Regions from separate parts of the Homo sapiens genome. Here region 2 is linked to region 1. Evidence: chromatin contacts called from ENCODE Hi-C or POLR2A ChIA-PET data. All regions are on one chromosome and are shown on one strand. The core of a region is the stretch at or near the end of the contact, and the rest is flanking DNA. Distances in the headings are between cores, read along the strand shown.

The links. A loop is a pair of places that touch in the nucleus more often than their neighbours do. ChIA-PET counts read pairs that join two places held with the same protein, here RNA polymerase II (POLR2A). Pooled maps may share reads with other maps.
Region 2: a loop to region 1 is called in a pooled map, with 1.9 times the contacts of the local background. The contact joins two enhancer-like sites. A Hi-C loop is called at or near these places in 12 of 168 maps with a recorded cell type or tissue (head of caudate nucleus, heart left ventricle, heart right ventricle and 6 more) and 9 of 50 pooled maps. POLR2A ChIA-PET finds 5 or more read pairs at or near these places in 6 of 52 experiments (AG04450, HepG2, PC-9 and 3 more).

Annotation. Positions count from the first base shown.
Region 1 is chr9:93,118,418-93,122,205 of GRCh38, reverse strand. It overlaps NINJ1 (ninjurin 1), which reads left to right. Exons shown (of 4, transcript NM_004148.4): 4 at 1-710. Among named protein-coding and RNA genes, the nearest start is that of NINJ1, 14 kb to the left of the region's middle. RefSeq lists enhancers at 1,191-2,006, 1,860-2,089, 2,007-2,823. Within about 2 kb of position 1,718, at least 31 of the 41 ENCODE cell types and tissues checked have a DNase peak (open chromatin) inside an H3K27ac peak, as active enhancers do; they include PC-9 and prostate gland, where a contact is called at or near this core.
Region 2 is chr9:93,311,272-93,315,059 of GRCh38, reverse strand. All of the region lies in intron 28 of WNK2 (WNK lysine deficient protein kinase 2), which reads right to left. Among named protein-coding and RNA genes, the nearest start is that of WNK2, 130 kb to the right of the region's middle. Within about 2 kb of position 1,884, at least 5 of the 41 ENCODE cell types and tissues checked have a DNase peak (open chromatin) inside an H3K27ac peak, as active enhancers do; they include PC-9 and prostate gland, where a contact is called at or near this core.

The sequences.
Region 1 (3,788 bases), core at 469-2,968:
ACTCAGCTGCCCGACCCCAGGAGTCGCCATACCTGTGAGGTGTCCACCTCCCTGCACATGGCACTACCCAGACTGCCAGAGCCCAGGCTGGCCTCATCTGCACCATGTCCCCGGACCAGCCCTTGCTCTGACTGCGGCCAAGCACCACGCAGGAGGCCACTCTTGTCTCTCAGCAGCTGTTCCCAGGAGGCAGCTCCCTCCTGGCACATGGGGGCTGGCCACAATAGCCCAGAGGGTCAGAACTGGACAGCTGCAGAGACCTGTGCCCAGAGAAGGGTCTCGACCCACTCAAGGACACACAGCAGGTCCGTGGATGGGCTGGATGAGTGACCAGGGCCAGCCTCTGTCTCAGGACATTCCAGAAGGACAAGGAGATGTCTCTCCCTCTCCCAAAGCACCAGCGTCCCTGCCTCCCGTGGGCCCTGTCCGGGTTGCCCTGGTGACCCCAGCCTCTGTCCACTTCCTAACCCAGGGACCCTGCACAGCCAGAACTGCCTTTGGCCCTACGGATGGCCACTGGCTCTGGTCTTAAGTGCCTGGGCTTGGTGGCCATCAAGAGGGAGCCAGTCAGGCCTGTGAGGGCCGTAGACCTTGTATATACCCTGCACCAGCAGTGACCGGGCAGAGCCCAACCCCCTCCACGGGGGTCCCAGCACCCACTTTTCTAATCATGAATGAACAATAAAGCCCACGCTCTTTGTCAGGCTCCACATGCCATCTCCCTGTTCCCGGGGCTGGACCGGCCTTGGCTTCCCTGTCCCCTTTCCAGCTGCCCTGCAGGGGCGTCAGAAGCACACGGTTCTGGCCAGGGCCGCCTTCTCCAGAATCTTGGCTTGGGGAGCTCTTTGGCTCCTGACATCTCCTGGGGTGAGGTTTGGAGGCACAGAGGTGGAAGTCTGAGGTCACTGGCATCAGCAGCCCCTAGTGACCTCTGACCCAGGCAGGGTCAGGTGGGGAGCGGCGTCGTTTTCCCCCTCACATGTTTCCAGCACTGTTTTCCTGCCCCCGCCTGTGGACAGGCCTTGAGGTGCTGCCCCTGAGTCTCTCCTCTACCAAGTTTGAAGTTGCTGCTTCCCCGCAGTGGTGTCCAGTGATGCCTGTGGTCAGCGGGGACATTCTCTGGGCACAGGGGAGCTGGGAGCCATGCCGGGACCAGGCCCTGGACTCTCAGGGCCCACCTGCCCCACAGGACCCCTCACCCAGTGGAAACCTGGCTCCCGGGCCGCCAGTGTCTGGCGTTTCACTCTCTTCTCCTTGGTCCCCCATCCTTCCCCAACCCCCCACTACCCATTCTGTTCTCCCCACCGCCCCTCCCAGCCCCAGCCCCTCATCTCCCTGGATGTGGAGCATCTGGTGGCCTGAGGTGGGAGTGGGGTCAGCCTGCCCCGTCCTCCATCCCGCACTGCCTCTGTGTCCCCGCTGTGGGTCCCCCGACCTGGCCCCTCCAGCTGAGGTACCTGTGCATCTCCTGCCAGCCTCTGCCCTTTCCTCCTCCAAGCAGCCTTCCAGGGGCACAGGGGAGGGGGCAAGGCCTCCAGCACTACTGAGGCCCCCACTTACTTCCTCATCACTTTTCTTCTGTCCCCACCTGGGCTGAGCCCCGTGACTTGGGGTGGCTCCAGCTCCCGTTCCTCGGATGGATGAGTGGCCCCCACCTGCAGTCCTGTGTCTGGGCTGACATCAGGTCTGCATAGCCCCATTGCTGAAGTGACAGAAAGCAGAAGCACTCCTGAGTGAGGGGGTCTAACTGGGCTCTGCTCTAAAGCACTCCCGGGGGAAAACAACAGCAACTACTGAGTAGGTGGACCGCGTGGATGCCGAGAAGCTGAGCTCGTGGCACTGCTCTCTCCACTTTTGTGTTTGTCCCATAGAGGGTTTGAAAAGTAGTTGATATGGGAATGAGTTCTGAGATGTGCTGAGTTGAAAAGGAAGCTGCGAAGGTATACGGTGGGTGCGAAATGTGCTCCTGACAGGAGGCAATGTAGCATTGGCCGCAGGTTGCGTGGCCAGCGCTGACTCAGATGCATGCCGCCCAGCGCTTGGTCCCTGATTTGGCCATGGCCTGCAGTGTGGGCTGGCTGGCAGCCAGGCAGGAGGGAGGGCCCCCTGTGTGCCTGGCCTCACACACCAGCAGCCGGATGTTGGCCAACACATGTCTTAGCTCCTCCTTTGGCCAGGAGAGGAAGTTCACTGGGACCGAGTCGGAGGGGTGAACCCAGATGACTGTGCTGGGCCCTGGGCCATCCCCAGTTGGATGTGTGTGCCCTGACCCCCTGCAGTCCCAATGCCCAGGTGGCCTCCCCTACTCAGACGCCCATGCTGGCCGCCCCCAACCTCCCTGCCCACCAACTCCCAGGCTTATTCACCAACCACTCCACCAGCTCTGACCCTGACTTCTGGGGTTCCCATCTCAGTCCTCAGCCTGTGCTGCTGCCCCCTGAAGAGCATCCTTCCAGGCCCCCGTCGGCTGGCCGGGGCTTAGCTCTAAGGTTACTCCAGAGGCCGTCCTGACCAGTCTGATGCCGCCCCTCCCTGATCACTGTCTTGGCCCCATTACAATTTATGCTCTGGTGCCTTGGGATGGAGTCACTGTCCATGTTGCCAGAGACAGTGCGGCCAGGTGGACTCTCCCCTGGAGCTGGAGTCTGAGTCCAGCCCAAGTCCAGGGCAGGCACTCCGAGAATGAGTGTTCTGCCTGCTGGGTCTCCTGAGGGCCAAGGGGCTCTGCTGGAGCTGGGGGCATGGCTTGGCACCCGCATCCCTGTCTGTGCTTCTCCTACTTAAGGATCCTTTGTCTGACCTGGCTCTCCTACCAGATGCCATCACCTATCTGCAGCCTGTGTCCTCAGCACTGTCCAGCATATAGTAGGTGCTCAGTAAATGTCTGGGGCAGAACCCACTCACTTGCCTGTATGTGCTAGGCCCTGTGCATGTGTCACAGCAGCCAAGGGACAGACAAAAAACAGGCCCAGGAGCTGCTCAGAGCCAAGCTACCTTCTGGGAAGGTTTGACAGCGCCTATGGGGTCCTGGGACCTGATGTATCCACTCCAGCCAGTCCTGCCCGTGGATTCAGCTCTGTTCTCACGGGGGACCTGGAAAGTGAACAAGATGCACCCACGAAGTTGGGTGGTGGGGGGGGACATGGAGGGACACACAGGGAGCTCAGGAGGAATGGGCAGGGAGGTCAGTAGGTGACCTGGGATGATGGCGAGGGGCCATGCAGAAGTCTGGGAAGAAGGTTTGAGGGCAAGGAAGCCTTTGCACAAGTCCTGTGAGCTGGGCTGGTGTTGGGGAAGCAGTGAGGTGCGGGGGCAGGTAGGGGCAGTCGCATAGAGCTGGAGATGACCAACTGGGCAGAGTGTGATGGGAGGGTTTCCTAACCTCTTTCCTATAACAGAGAGATTATTAGATAGATTGATAGATGGTAGATACGTGGGTGGATGGATGGATGGATGAACAGACGGACGGACGGATGATGGATGGATGGTCAGATAGATTAGATGATTAGATAGATTAGATAGATAATAGATGATAGATGCTGGATGGTCAGATGGATGATTAGATAGAGATGATTGATAGAAGCTGTTGTATTTGATGGAAAAGAGTAAAAGATGAAAAGATTGACTGATAGATGAGAAATAGATGACATATGGATAGCTTGATAGATGACGGATAGAAGATAGATGTGAAGGCAGGCATAGATCTCAGTGGGTTGTTCCAAGGTGAAGAGGTACCGCTGTGCCAGCCCGAAGCCCAGTCTCGGCCCCTCACTCCCTTACAGGGATCC
Region 2 (3,788 bases), core at 635-3,134, 190 kb before region 1:
CCCATCAGAGCAAAAGTGGGCCAGTCAAGAGCACATTGTGGCAACAGCTTTTGGGATGCTTAAGGCATTCTGCTTGCTGACTTTCTGGAGGGGTAACAAGGAATGTAACATCTGCTTAGTATGAGAATGTTTAGGGAATGTTAGCCAAAGCTTCAGCAAAACCCCCCCCGGGAAAGCCTCCCCAGAGAGTCCATCTCCATCACGACAATGCTCCTGCTCGTTCCTCTCACCAAAGAAGGGTGATTTTGCAAGAGTTTCCATGGGAAATCATCAGGCATCTACCCTACAGTCCTGATTTGGCTCCCTCTGACTTCTTTTTGCTTCCTAATTTTGAAACATCTGTAAAGGGCACCCATTTTTTGTCAATTAATAATGTAAAAAAGACTCCATGGCCATGGTTAAATTCCCAGGACCATTAGGTCTTTAGGGAGGGACTAAATGGCTGGCATCATTGCTTATAAATGGCTGGCATCATTGCTTATAAATGGCTGGCATCATTGCTTATAAGTGTCTTGAACTTGATGGTGCTTGTGTTAAGAAAAAAGCGTGTATTTCTTCTTTAGTAGCTGTAACTATAGGTATGTGCCACCATGCCCAGCTGTTTTTTTTTTTTCAGACAGGGTCTTGCTCTGTCGCCAGGCTGGAGTGCAGTGGCACTATCTCGGCTCACTGCAGCCTTGACCTCCTGGGCTCAAGCGATCCTCTCACCTCAGCCTCCTTAGTAGCTGTAACTATAGGTATGCACCACCATGCCCAGCTGTTTTTTTATTTTTATTTGAGACGGACTTTTGCTCTTGTCGCCCAGGCTGGAGTGCAATGGCACAATCTCGGCTCACTGCAACCTCTGCCTCCCAGGTTCAAGCGATTCTCCTGCCTCAGCCTCCTGAGTAGCTGGGATTACAGAAGCCCACCACCATGCTGGGCTAATTTTTTTTTTTTTTTTGTACTTTTAGTAGAGACAGGGTTTCACCATGTTGGCCAGGCTAGTCTTGAACTCCTGACCTCAGGTGATCCACCCGCCTCAGCCTCCCAAAGTGCTGGGATTACAAGCGTGAGCCACTGCACCCAGCAGCCCAGCTAATTTTTATATTTTTTGTAGAGATGAGGTTTTGCCATATTGCAAAGGCTGGTCTTGAACTCCTGGACTCAATCAATCCACCTGCCTCAGCCTCCCTAAGTGCTGGGATTACAGGTGTGAGCTACCATGGCCAGCCATATATTTCTTACTTTTATCTTTTAATTCCATTTTTCTGTGAACTTTTGGAAGCCCCCTTGTATATGACAAAAGATATATGATGAACTCCCACAAATCAATAATAAAAAGTTAAACAAATCAACTTTTAAATGGTCACTATCCTTGACCAGGCACTTTTTAAAAGACGGCTGATAAGAATATGAAAATATAAGAATATGAAAATTGTTTAATTTGCTCTAAGGCAAATTAAACAATAATGAGAAACCTATTACTAGACCTCAAATTCTTTTTGCAAATACAATTTCAACTACAATGTCCTACACAGAATATTTAAAAAGTCACAAGAAAAGACAAGGCAATATAAAGAAAAACTAGGACAAAGAGCAAACAAAAACTAAAAAATATTATGTGAAGGAGATACAAGATAGAGAATTTTGGTAAAGAGTCAGAAACTTTTTTTTTTTTTTAAAGATACAGGAGATACGGTTAAAAAAAAATTCAACTGAAAAACACAATAACCCAAATTAAAAACTGAATGGATAGGTTTAACAGCAGTTTAGACACAAAGAAAAATTTAGTGACCTAAAATCTAAAGCAAATAAAACAGGAAGGTATGACTCATTCAAAGGAAAATATTTAACTGACAAAAACATGCCCAAGGAAGCCTAGACATTGGACTTAGTAAACAAAGGCTTTAAACCGACTGTCTTAAATGTGCTCGAAGAACTGAAGGAAGCCATGGACACAGAACTACAGGAAGTCAGGAAAATCACAGAGGAACACAATGAGGATATCAACAGATAGGAATTATGAAGGTGATCAAATGGAACTAGAAGAGCTGAAAATAATAACTGACACTTACAAATTCACTAGAGGGGTTCACCGGCAGATCTGAGCAGGCAGAATAAAGAATCAGCAAGCTGGAGACACTTACAATGGAAATGATCCTGTGAGGAGCAGAGGAAAAAAGTGGCAGAGTGGACAGAGCCAGAGGGTGGTCCACCATGAAGTGGATGAGTAAAACATTACGGGAGTCACAGGAGAGGAGAGCCCAGAGATGAAGGCTAACTCTTATGCTGCAGTGACTCTCCACAAGGGGGCCAAGACCATTCAAAGGGGAAAGCAGTTTTCAACAACGTCTGCTGGGAAAACTGGATATGCACATACCAGAAAAAGAAGGTGGAGCCCTGCCTTGCCTCACAAAAATCAACTCTATCCCAGCACTTTGGGAGGCCGAGGCGGGCGGATCATGAGGTCAAGGGATCGAGACCATCCTGGCCAACATGGTGAAATCTCGTCTCTACTAAAAATAAAATAAAATAATTAGCTGGGCATGGTGGTGCAAGCCTGTAGTCCCAGCTACTTGGGAGGCTGAGGCAGGAGAATTGCTTGAACCCGGGAGGCAGAGGTTGCGGTGAGCTGAGATCATGCCACTGCACTCCAGCCTGGCGACAGAGTGAGACACAATCTCAGGAAAAAAGAAAAAAAATCAACTCTAAATGGACCAAAGTTCTAAATGTGAAAGCGAAAACCAGAAAACTCTTAGTAGGAAACTTAAGGAAAAGGTTTCACAACACTGGATTTGGCAGTGATTTCTTGGGTATTTCACTAAAGGCACAGGCAACAAATGAAAAACAAGACAAATTTTAAAACTTTCGTGCATCCAAAGGCACTATCAACAGATCATATATCTGATAAGGGATTAATATCTGGATTATGCAGAAAATTCCTAAAACTCAACAATGAAAAAAACGAGCTGATTCAAACATTGGCAGAAGACTTCAATAAATACTTCTTCAAGGAAGACATAGAAACAGCCAATAAGCACATGAAAAGCCGCTCAATATCACTACTCAATTAGGAAAATGTAAAGCAAAACCACAGGATACCACTTCACACCTGAGAGGATGGCTACCATCAAAAACCAGAAAGGATGGCTGAACGCGGTGGCGCACGGTGGCTCACGCCTGTAATCCCAGCACTTTGGGAGGCCGAGGCGGGTGGATCACTTGAGGTCAGGAGTTCGAGATCAGCCTGACCAACATGGTGAAACCCCGTCTCTACTAAAAATACAAAAATTAGCTGGCCGTGGTGGCAGACGCCTGTAATCCCAGCTACTCGGGAGGCAGGAGAATTGCTTGAACCTAGAGGGTAGAGGTTACAGTGAGCCAAGATCGTGTCATTGCACTCCAGCCTGGGCAAAAGAGCAAAACTCCGTCTCAAAACACACACACACACACACACACACACAAACAAAAAAACCCAGAAAGGAAATCTTCTGTTGGCACAGATGTGGAAAAACTGGAACCTTTGTGCACTGTTAGTGGAAATGTCAAATGGTATAGCTGTTACTGAAAATAGTTCCTCGAAAAACTATCATACAATTACCATATGATCTAGCAATTCCACTTCTGGGTTTATACCCAAAAGGATAAAAGCAGGGTCTTGAAGGGATGCTTGTACACCTATGTTCACAGCAGATTAATAACAGCTAAAAGATGGAAGCCACCCAAGCGTCCACTGACAGAACTGACAGACAATCCCGTAACAGGATTCCCCTGAGAATGGATGTGGTACCAGATAAAATGAACTA